2 separate regions of the Homo sapiens genome follow, and region 1 is linked to region 2. Evidence: chromatin loops called from intact Hi-C (ENCODE). Cell type or tissue: ovary. All regions are shown on one strand. Region 1 overlaps ANKLE2 (ankyrin repeat and LEM domain containing 2). Region 2 has its middle 70 kb from the start of GALNT9.

What was found. A loop is a pair of places that touch in the nucleus more often than their neighbours do. Peaks named below come from ENCODE experiments on the same cell type or tissue, not always from the same donor. Only the 100,000 strongest peaks of a DNase experiment are listed, where the experiment ranks them.
Region 1: it touches region 2 in a loop (6-fold over the local background); 1 of 110 quality-filtered maps calls a loop at or near these places.

What each region holds. Positions count from the first base shown.
Region 1 is chr12:132,745,193-132,750,192 of GRCh38, reverse strand. ANKLE2 (ankyrin repeat and LEM domain containing 2) reads left to right here. Exons shown (of 13, transcript NM_015114.3): 4 at 1,862-2,055; 5 at 2,173-2,361. It also overlaps the pseudogene LOC100419935. Among named protein-coding and RNA genes, the nearest start is that of ANKLE2, 14 kb to the left of the region's middle. In ovary, no CTCF peak of the experiment used is centred here; no DNase peak of the experiment used is centred here.
Region 2 is chr12:132,397,555-132,402,554 of GRCh38, reverse strand. No RefSeq gene overlaps it. Among named protein-coding and RNA genes, the nearest start is that of GALNT9, 70 kb to the right of the region's middle. In ovary, no CTCF peak of the experiment used is centred here; DNase peaks (open chromatin) are centred at 2,285, 2,504 and 3,764.

The sequences.
Region 1 (5,000 bases), 350 kb before region 2:
TGCTCTGTCGCCCAGGCTGGAGTGCAGTGGTGCGATCTTGGCTCACTGCAAGCTCCACCTCCCGGGTTCAAGCGATTCTCCTGCCTCAGCCTCCCGAGTAGCTGGGATTACAGGTGCACACTGCCACACCCGGCTAATGTTTGTATTTTTAGCCACCATGTTGGCCAGGCTAGAATTTAAACTTTTTTTATGGAGACAGGGTCTTGCCATGTTGCCAAGGCTGGTTGAATTGCTGGCATCAAGTGATCCTCCCATCTCAGCCTCCCAAAGTGCTGGGATGACAGGCGTGAGCCCCTGCGCCTTTTTGGATCCTGAAACCAGTCTACTTCCCCACCTGAAGCTATACCTACTTCAAGGACTAGGGCATCTGGAGAAGGCGGGCTTATCTGTAGGAGCGGTCCAGCCCGAAGTCTGACCCATGCCCACCTCCCAGCTCAGAACTAGGGTTTTGTGTGAAGAGGCTCTTCACGGTCAGTGTGGGGTAGAACCTCCGCCTTTACCTTTCATCTGGCCTCAGTTCCTGCTCCCTCTCGCAGCTCACAGTTGTCTGGGCTTCCCTGGCGGGCTGGTACTCCAGAGGAATGTTGCCCTCTCCTTCCAGTCATCCGCCTGCCCTCAGTCAGCCTTATACAGGTGCTTCCTGGATGGAAACCAGAGTGGCTTCTAACAGGTACGGATTTCCTTCTTTGCAATTTGTGAGGATTCCTCAGAAGGAAATCACCTTAAGACAGAAATCAGGCCGGGCGAGGTGGCTCACGCCTGTGATCCCAGCACTTTGGGAGGCTGAGGCGGGTGGATCATCTCAGGTCAGGAGTTTGAGACCAGCCTGGCCTACATGGTGAAACCCCGTCTCTATTAAAAATACGAAAATTAGCTGGCCGTGGTGGCAGGTGCCTGTAATCCCAGCTACTTGGGAGGCTGAGGCAGGAGAATTGCTTGAAACTGGAAGGCGGAGGTTGCAGTGAGCTGAGATCGCGCCACTGCACTCCAGCCTGGGCGAAAGAGCAAAACTGCGTCCCCCCCAAAAAAATCAGCTGGGCGTGGTGGCAGGCTCCTTAATCCTGTAATCCTTTGCAGCCACACTGTGCACATCGAAGGTCTTGCGTGATTTCTGGGAGTGTTCCCTTGCCCGCTGCTGCCGTTATTCCTCCTCCACCTACTGACCGAGCTTTCAGAGTTCACTGGCCGGGTGTGGTGACTCGTCCCTGTAATTACAACACTTTTGGGGGCTGAGGCAGAAGGATCCCTTGAAGCCAGGAGTTTGAGACCAGCCTGGGCAACATAGACCTCATCTCTAAAAATACGTGTGTATATATATATATATATATATATGTATATAAGCCAGGCGTGTTGGCATACAACTGTAGTCCCAGCTACTTGAGGGCCTGAGATCACTTGAGCCCAGGAGGTCGAGGCTGCAGTGAGCTATATTCGTGCCACCACACTCCAGCCTGGGTAACAGAGCCAGACCCTGTCTCTGAAAAAACACAAAGTTCACCAAACTTGGCCTCATTCACAGAGCCTTTCCCAGCAAGATTGTGGCAGGGTCTGGCTGCTCTTCCACTTGCTGTGCTCATGGGGGCGCGCTGGCTGCCGTTGTAGGCTGGGGCCCCCAGTGAGATTGTGGCCGGGTCTGGCTGCTCTCCCTCACTTGCTCTGCTGACGGGCACGCTGGCTGCCATTGATTGCGTTGCATGCTGGGGCCGGTGGCCGTGGGCCCTTCTCGTCTTTTCTCACCTGTGCCTCCCAGTTGGCCCAGAAGCCTCTGTGGAAAGCTGCTTATCCCTCATCAGAGGGTGCATGGGTGATGAGTGACTTTTGGTGAAACTGATTGTTCTTAAATTCTGTCTCTTACTGACAGATGGTTTGTGCTTGTCGGAATCAGAAACAGTCAACAAAGAGCGAGCGAACAGTTACAAAAATCCCCGCACGCAGGACCTCACCGCCAAGCTTCGGAAAGCTGTGGAGAAGGGAGAGGAGGACACCTTTTCTGACCTTATCTGGAGCAACCCCCGGTATCTGATAGGCTCAGGAGACAACCCCACTATCGTGCAGGTAGGTCTCGGCGGTTCCCTCGGGCAGGTGTGCGGTCCCGGCCGTTCCATCGCAGCACTCGCACAGGGCGTGTCCACACATCAGATAGGAAGCTCAGAGCATGCGGTTCTCTTTCAGGAAGGGTGCAGGTACAACGTGATGCATGTTGCTGCCAAAGAGAACCAGGCTTCCATCTGCCAGCTGACTCTGGACGTCCTGGAGAACCCTGACTTCATGAGGCTGATGTACCCTGATGACGACGAGGCCATGCTGCAGAAGCGTATCCGTTACGTGGTGGACCTGTACCTCAACACCCCCGACAAGATGGTGCGTGCACACCCTCCACTCACGCTTTCTTTATTTAATTGGTTAAAAGTCTTTCCCCAAAAGAATGCTTTATCGACAAGTTACTCATTAGTATAATAACTTTGGGGAAAAGATACATCAATTACACCCCTGCAACCTGCCTTCTTACCACATCCCACTGGACAAAGGGCACCGAGCGCTGGGGTTCCCTGGCCCCTGCATTGTCGTCGTGTGTGCGATGCTGTCCCCGAGGGTGTCTGAACTGTCTGGGGACACGGTTGTCAGAGGACATTTCCTCTGCCGAACAGGACACCTTGAGCTGAGCAGCACTTCCCCTCCCGGGAGTGGCAGAGCTGTGCACACCACAGGCAGGCCCTCAGTGTCCTACCAAGAGCCACTGAGGCACAGAGCTGCCCCTGCAAACCATGCTGCCTGACACGCAGGGCTGTGGAGAGAGAGAGAGGCTGCCTGACACGCAGGGCTGTGGAGAGAGAGAGAGGCTGCCTGACACGCAGGGCTGTGGAGAGAGAGAGAGGCTGCCTGACACGCAGGGCTGTGGAGAGAGAGAGATGCTGCCTGACACGCAGGGCTGTGGTGTGAGAGAGAGGCTGCCTGACACGCAGGGCTGTGGAGAGAGAGAGGCTGCTGGGGTGCGACTGCTTAGAAACAGGAACGATCTTGGTAGCTCCGGAGAAAAGGTGACAGCAATCCTGGCCGATGCCCATGCCCCACCCTCCACCTGACCTGTGGGGTCATTTCATCTGAAGTGCAGCCAGCAGGCGGGTTGGAGTCACTGATGAGTGCCCCCCGGGCCAGGCCCATGCAAGGCAGCACTGGGAAGCGGGCACAGCTCTTCTAAAGGGTGCTAAAGACAGGCTTTTCCTTCTCTTAGCCCCTCCCACCCCTGGGAGCCCAAAAGTCCTTCAGGGCAGAGTAGGGAGCCAGGGGAGCTGCCCTGCTTGAGAAGAGAAGCAAGTTTTATACACTGGGATGGAGCGTGTTAGTGAAACCAACACCCCAACTGGAACAGGCAGTCACACAGGCCAGGTGTAAAATCCCACACAGTACTCACAGCCATTGAGCAACCCTCATTTATATGTTTATGATAAATAAAGCATGAGGTAATGTGAGGCTTGAATTTCAGCTTGAGTCCAAAGAAATAATATTCTCTCACTAGGAGGCTAAAGCTGCTTTGCCTAATTTCGATTTTTGAAAAGTCCACTGCATTAAAAAAAAATAATGAATTTGCTTTTCATTAAAGCTAGATTAGTACAACAATTGGGCAGTTGTTGATATTCAGTTTACTTTCTGTGGGCAGGAAATGGACACTTCTTGTTTAGCATTTCAAGATAAAAACTCATGGAACAGGTAGGGCTTTCTGGGTGATTGCATTCCTTCTGTGAGTTAGGGAAGGAGGAGGTCAAAAATGCCACTTATGCGTAGGACTCTTCAATGCTTCAACATTCTGATGGGCTAACCTGATTCTTTTTTTTTTTTTTTTTTTGAGACAGAGTCTTGCTCTGTCTCCCAGGTGGGAGTGCAGTGGCACAATCTCGGCTCACTGCAAGCTCCTCCTCCTGGGTTCAACTGATTCTCCTGCCTCAGCCTCCCGAGTAGCTGGGACTACAGGCACCCGCCACCATGCCTGGCTAATTTTTTTGTATTTTTAGTAGAGATGGGGTTTCACCGTGTTAGCCAGGATGGTCTCCATCTCCTGACCTCGTGATCGGCCCGCCTTGGCCTCCCAGAGTGCTGGGATTACGGGCGTGAGCCACCGTGCCTGGCCACTAACGTGATTCTTAAAGGGAGCCTGGGCTTTGGCTCAGTATTTCAAATCCTCCGCCCTGTCCACTTCCTGTACCCCTAGGAAGGACAGCACAGTTATCTGTTTCACCTACAAACTTTAGTATATAACTATGTACACAACTGTTGAAATTCATGTGGATGCGGTAGCCACGTCTCCTTGTGGATGGGCAGGACTATTCTCAAAGCCGGCTCTGCGTGTGCGTCCTGGCTGGCCGCTTTGTTGCTCAGAGCTCCGGCTGTGATGCTGAGGGTGTGTGTGTGTGCTCTGCAGCTGAGCGTAAGCGACCACAGGCTTAGAGAGGTGCGGGATCCGACGGGCTCGTCGCCCCTCCCTGCTGAGGAAGGGAGATTGTCCTTGCTGTTCTCTGTCACCCACGACCTTAGACTTCATGGGCCCAACTTGGTCTTCAAACGACTTGAAAGTTGCAAATTTCCTTACGTCTCCGAGCTTCCTACTGATGGCAGAGCCCACCATGGACAGGGCCGCTGAGGTCTCTGTCTTGGTTGAGGTCTTCTGTCTTGCTGTGGGAGCATTTCCTGAGTCTTGCAGAGATCCGGGTGGGCCACTTTCTCATTCCACTTCCACATTTCTCAGAAGTCTTCACATAGGCGTTAGAGAGGGTTCCGTTTCAGCCTCCAAGGCAGAGAGGCCCAGCCTCCTCTCAAGCTCTCCACAGTCCCCCTCCTTGGCTGCCAGCACTGGTGTAGAGTGACAGTTTCCTCATCCGTCTTGGTAGCTGGGCCCTGAGCTCTTCCTCCTCAGCCTCTGTCAGACCCTCAACAGCAGTAGCCTGGGCAGCCCCACCTGTGTCAACAGGGACATTGGTCATGGAGTTGGACGGCAGGCCTTTGTG
Region 2 (5,000 bases):
ACCTGGGCAGCTGGGGATGGGACCCTCACTGGACATCAGCTCTCCTCAGAGGTCTGCCCCCTCCCACAGTTGGCAGAGCCCTCCATACACCTTTCATCTCCCTGGCCACATATAAGGTCCATGAGAACACAGGTTTTCTGCCTGGGAGGGAGCAGTTGTCCAGGATGGGTTATTAGATGAATGGGTGGGTGGATAAGTGGGTGGGTGGTAGGTGTATAGGTGAATGCCTAGGTGGGTTGATGGATGGGTGGATGGTGGATGAATGGGTGGGTGGGTGGGTGAATGGATGGGTGTGTAGACAGGTGGATGGGTGTGTGGATGGATAGATGGATGGATGGGTGGGTGGATGAATGGGTGAGTGGATAGGTGGGTGGGTAGGTGTATGGGTGAATGGCTAGATGGATAAATGGGTGGATGGATGGTGGATGATGGGCGTGTGGATGGATAGATGGATGGGTGGGTGGGTGGATGAATGGGTGGATGGGGGGATGGTTGGATAGGTGAATGCCTAGATGGGTTGATGGATGGGTGGAGGGTGGATGAGTGGATGTGTGTTTGGATGGGTGGGTAGGTGGGTGGATGAATGGATCGGTTGGTGGATGAATGGGTGGGTGGGTGGGTGAATGGATTGGTTGGTGGATCAATGGGTGGATGGGTGGGTTATTGGATGAATGGGTGGGTGGATAGATGGATGGATGGGTGTGTGGATGAATGGATTGGTTGGTGGATGAATGGGTGGATGGGTGGGTTATTGGATGAATGGGTGGGTGGGTGGGTTATTGGATGAATGGGTGGGTGGGTGGGTTATTGGATGAATGGGTGGGTGGGTGGATAGATGGATGGATGGGTGGGTGGGTGAATGGATTGGTTGGTGGATGAATGGGCGGATGGGTGGCTTATTGGATGGATGGGTGGGTGGGTTATTGGGTGGATAGGTGAATGCCTAGATGGGTTGATGAATGGGTGGATGGTGGATGAGTGGATGTGTGTTTGGATGGGTGGGTGGATGAATGGATCGGTTGGTGGATGAATGGGTGGGTGGGTGAATGGATTGGCTGGTGGATGAATGGGTGGATGGGTGGGTTATTGGATGGATGGGTGGGTGGGTTATTGGATGGATGGGTGGGTGGGTTATTGGATGAATGGGTGGGTGGGTGGATGGGTGGGTGGGTGGATAGGTGAATGCCTAGATAGGTTGATGGATGGGTGGATGGTGATGAGTGGATGTGTGTTTGGATGGGTGGGTGAATGTGTGAGTAGGCAGGTGTATGAGTGGATTGGGACCAGTTTGGCTTGGACAGCCCAGCCTCCTCCTGTAGGGACGGCCCCTCCTCTGGTGGTTATTCGACGTCTTCTCCACCAGTTCGTTCATTCACTTGCTTATTCATTCTTCAAGAGGTGATTGAGTGGCAGCTTCTGGATTTTCAAGATAATGCAACACCCCACCACTCAGGTTCTCCTGCAGGAGGTCCCTCCTGAGAAGGAAGGGTCTGTGTCCCCTGTGAAACTGGGGAGATTTGGGATTTCGGTGGGAGTGAAACTAGACCTTCCAGGTGATGCAGCTTCTGCTTGGGGCTCCTAGAATGCAGCTGCCATTCTGGGATGAAGCCCAAGCAGCCCATGGAGAGGCCCTGGAGAGAAAAGGAGGCCCCGGCCCCCAGCAGGGAGAGAGCCAGGGCCAGCCCTGTTTACAGCAGGGGCCCCAGCAGGGAGACAGCCAGCGCCAGCCCTGTTTACAGCGGGGGTCCCAGCAGGGAGAGAGCCAGGGACAGCCCTGTTTACAGCGGGGGCCCCAGCAGGGAGAGAGCCAGGGACAGCCCTGTTTACAGCGGGGGCCCCAGCAGGGAGAGAGCCAGGGACAGCCCTGTTTACAGCGGGGGCCCCAGCAGGGAGAGAGCCAGGGACAGCCCTGTTTACTGCGGGGGTCCCAGCAGGGAGAGAGCCAGGGCCAGCCCTGTTTACAGCGGCCCCACCCCCACCGGGGCAGAGAGGCCCCTCCCGGCCACGCCCTGCCCAGACTGCAGATCTGTGGACACAGCACAGTGGTCCTCTGGGCTCTACGCTTTGGGTTCTCTGCTACACAGCAGGCTCTGGGCTTCCCACTGCACACCCGACCCATATGTGCCGGGAGCGGGTAGCGGAAAAGATGTCAGGAGCCCGCCGGGGTCTGGGAGAGGCTCAGGGGCCTCTGTGAAGCGTGACTTTGGCAGGGATCCGTAGGTCAGGCAGGGGCTGGCTTGGCTTCCGGGAAGCACCACACGGAGGCCGCGGAACGGCTTGTGCGAGGCCCGAGGCAGGAACACCCAGAGGCCGGGATGCAGCCAGGGCCAGAGGGCCGAGAAGAGAGGGGGATGGGCTTCCTCGCACCCGCCACTGAGCGAAGACCTCCAGGGCTAATTTGCTTTTCCGCTGCCTGGCGTGTGGCACAGCTGGCACTGGGAACCCCTGCTGAGAGCAGCCGTCGCTGGATTGTTAAACTCTGCAATTCTGTCCGTGTGTCTTCATGTTCTCATTCAGGCAAAGAGGGGTTTGGGGTGGGCTCCAACCCTCCCGTCCTGCTCTTTCCTCCAGCGATTTGGATGTGCTTGTCCAGGTTGCACTGGGGCGGGATGGGGGGCGCACGTCTCCCTCCCGCTGGGCTCCCTCGCACCCGGGCGTGGGCAGGCGGCAGTCAGAATATTCAGCGGTCAGGTGGCAGCTCCTCCTGACTCCCAGGCGTCCGGGAGCCCGCGGGTCCGCAGATGGTTCTGAGTGAGCCCGGGTTCCTGGAGACTCAGGCGTTGGAGGGGCTGGAGTCCTGGGGAACGGGCTTCCCGGCCTCTCCGTGGGGTGCCTGGGCGTCACCTCAGAGGGCACTGTGTTCCAGGAGGCCCGGGTAGACGCCACATCGCCCTCCAGACCTGATGTCACTCCCACTGAAGCCCCAAATCCTGTGGGCTTCTCAGGGAGGGGTGAGACCCCATGTCTCCCTGCAGGGAGGGCCTCTTGCAAAAGAACATGAGTGGTGGGGGTGCGTGGGGGCGGGAGCCGGGTGAGGCAGAAGTTCCTTATTTGGTTCCCAGCCTGCCACTCATTGGATGAGCCTCTGGAAAGTTCCCTGGATGCTGCATCCATGTTTCCCCTGATCAGGGTGTGAAGCACCAGGAAGGCCCTGGTGCAGGAGCCAAGCTCGCCGGAGCTGGTGCTGCTGAGCACATGCACTTGGCATCTGCTGGGGGGTGCTCCTCACCCTCCTCCTCACGGGGTCCGGGGGCTGGGCCTGGGGTCTGAGCCTGCGTCGTCCCCTTAGGAGGGCAGCTGGGATGTGGAGGGACGGGATGCGCTCAGCGGGTCAGGGCGGGGCGGGTCTGGCCTGACTTGGCTCCAAGAAGTTGGCGGCAGCTAAGTGTGGGCAGGGGCTGGGCCGGCACGCCTGCTGCCCCCTGACAGACCAGCGCCATACACTGTGAGAAAGAAGCATGAAGACAGCAGAACATCTGAAACCTTCGTGCCGACTCACATCCCCTGTGTTAACGTTTAGCGCATGTTTCTGGAGCGTCTGCTGGGTCCAGGGAACCCTCCAAGCACTTCTCGTGGAGGATCCCTCCCATCCCTGTAGCCGCCTCTGAGGCAGGTCTAGACCCGTCCCCATGGAGGCACCAAGAGGCCAGCAGCCTCACCCCCGGATCACACATCAGTGAGGGCTGGAGCCGGGACCAGGTGGAGGCGGGCGGCCCCACATCTGTGCCATGGATCACAGACTGGGCAGCCTCTGGAGCATTCTACGTGGCCTGGGTGGCTGCGCTGCCGTGGCAGGTGTAGCTGTACAGCAGCAGCGCCGACCGTGGTGGCTGCCAGGGGAGGCAGAACTGCCTGGTGTTCTGAGGTGGTGCTCAAGAACTCAGGTGTTTCCCAACAGCTGTTTCTGCCTTAAGTGGCAAAGTCACAGCTGGGAAACCTCAGTGCACAACACCGGGAGGCCCTGGAGGGACACGGCTGGAGCATGGACGCAGGCCACGGGGACACCGGTGGATGACCCACGCCAGGGTCAAAGGCCACGGGAATACAGGTGAATGACCCACGCCAGGGTCAAAGGCCACGGGAATACAGGTGGATGACCCACGCCAGGGTCAAAGGCCATGGGGACACAGGTGGACGACTCACACCAGGGTCAGAGACCACAGGGACACCAGTGGATGACCCACACCAGGGTGAGAGGCCATGGGGACACTGGTGGATGACCCACGCCGGGGTCAGAGGCCACAGAGAGAGTGCAGGGAAAACAGGAGCAAGAAGAGAAAGTCCCTGGCTGTAAGTGGAGCCCCCTCCCCTGCAGCCCTCAGCCTGGAGCCCTGGCAGCCAGTCACACCTGCCCCAGGCTGAGAAAGGGGGTTCCCATGAGAAACTGAGGGGCCAGGGCAAAGGGCCAAGACTTGCGTCCAGCAGGGTGGGTGCCGCCCTTGCTTGGTGGGTCCCTCTTGCCCACCGTGTAGACAAACGCCCGGAGACACAGGTGAAAGCCCACGAGGGGCCCTGGGGAGGGCGGCTGTGAAGACAAACGCCTGGAGACGCAGGTGAAAATCACCCAGAGACGCAGGTGAAAGCCCAGGAGGGTCCCCGGGGAGGGCGGCTGTGTAGACAAAAGCCCAGAGACGCAGGTGAAAGCCCAGGAGGGGCCCCGGGGAGGGCGGCCGTGTAGACAAATGCTCAGAGATGCAGGTGAAAATCACCCAGAGACGCAGGTGAAAGCCCAGGAGGGGCCCCGGGGAGGGCAGCTGTGTAGACAATCACTCAGAGACACAGGTGAAAGCCCAGGAGGGGCCCCGGGGAGGGCGGCCGTGTAGACAAATGCCCGGAGACACAGGTGAAAGGCCAGGAGGGGCCCCGGGGAGGGTGGCCGTGTAGACAAAAGCCCGGAGACGCAAGTGAAAGCCCAGGAGGGGCCCCGGGGAGGGTGGCCGCGTAGACAAAAGCCTGGAGATGCAGGTGAAAGCCCAGGAGGGGCCCTGGGGAGGGCGGCT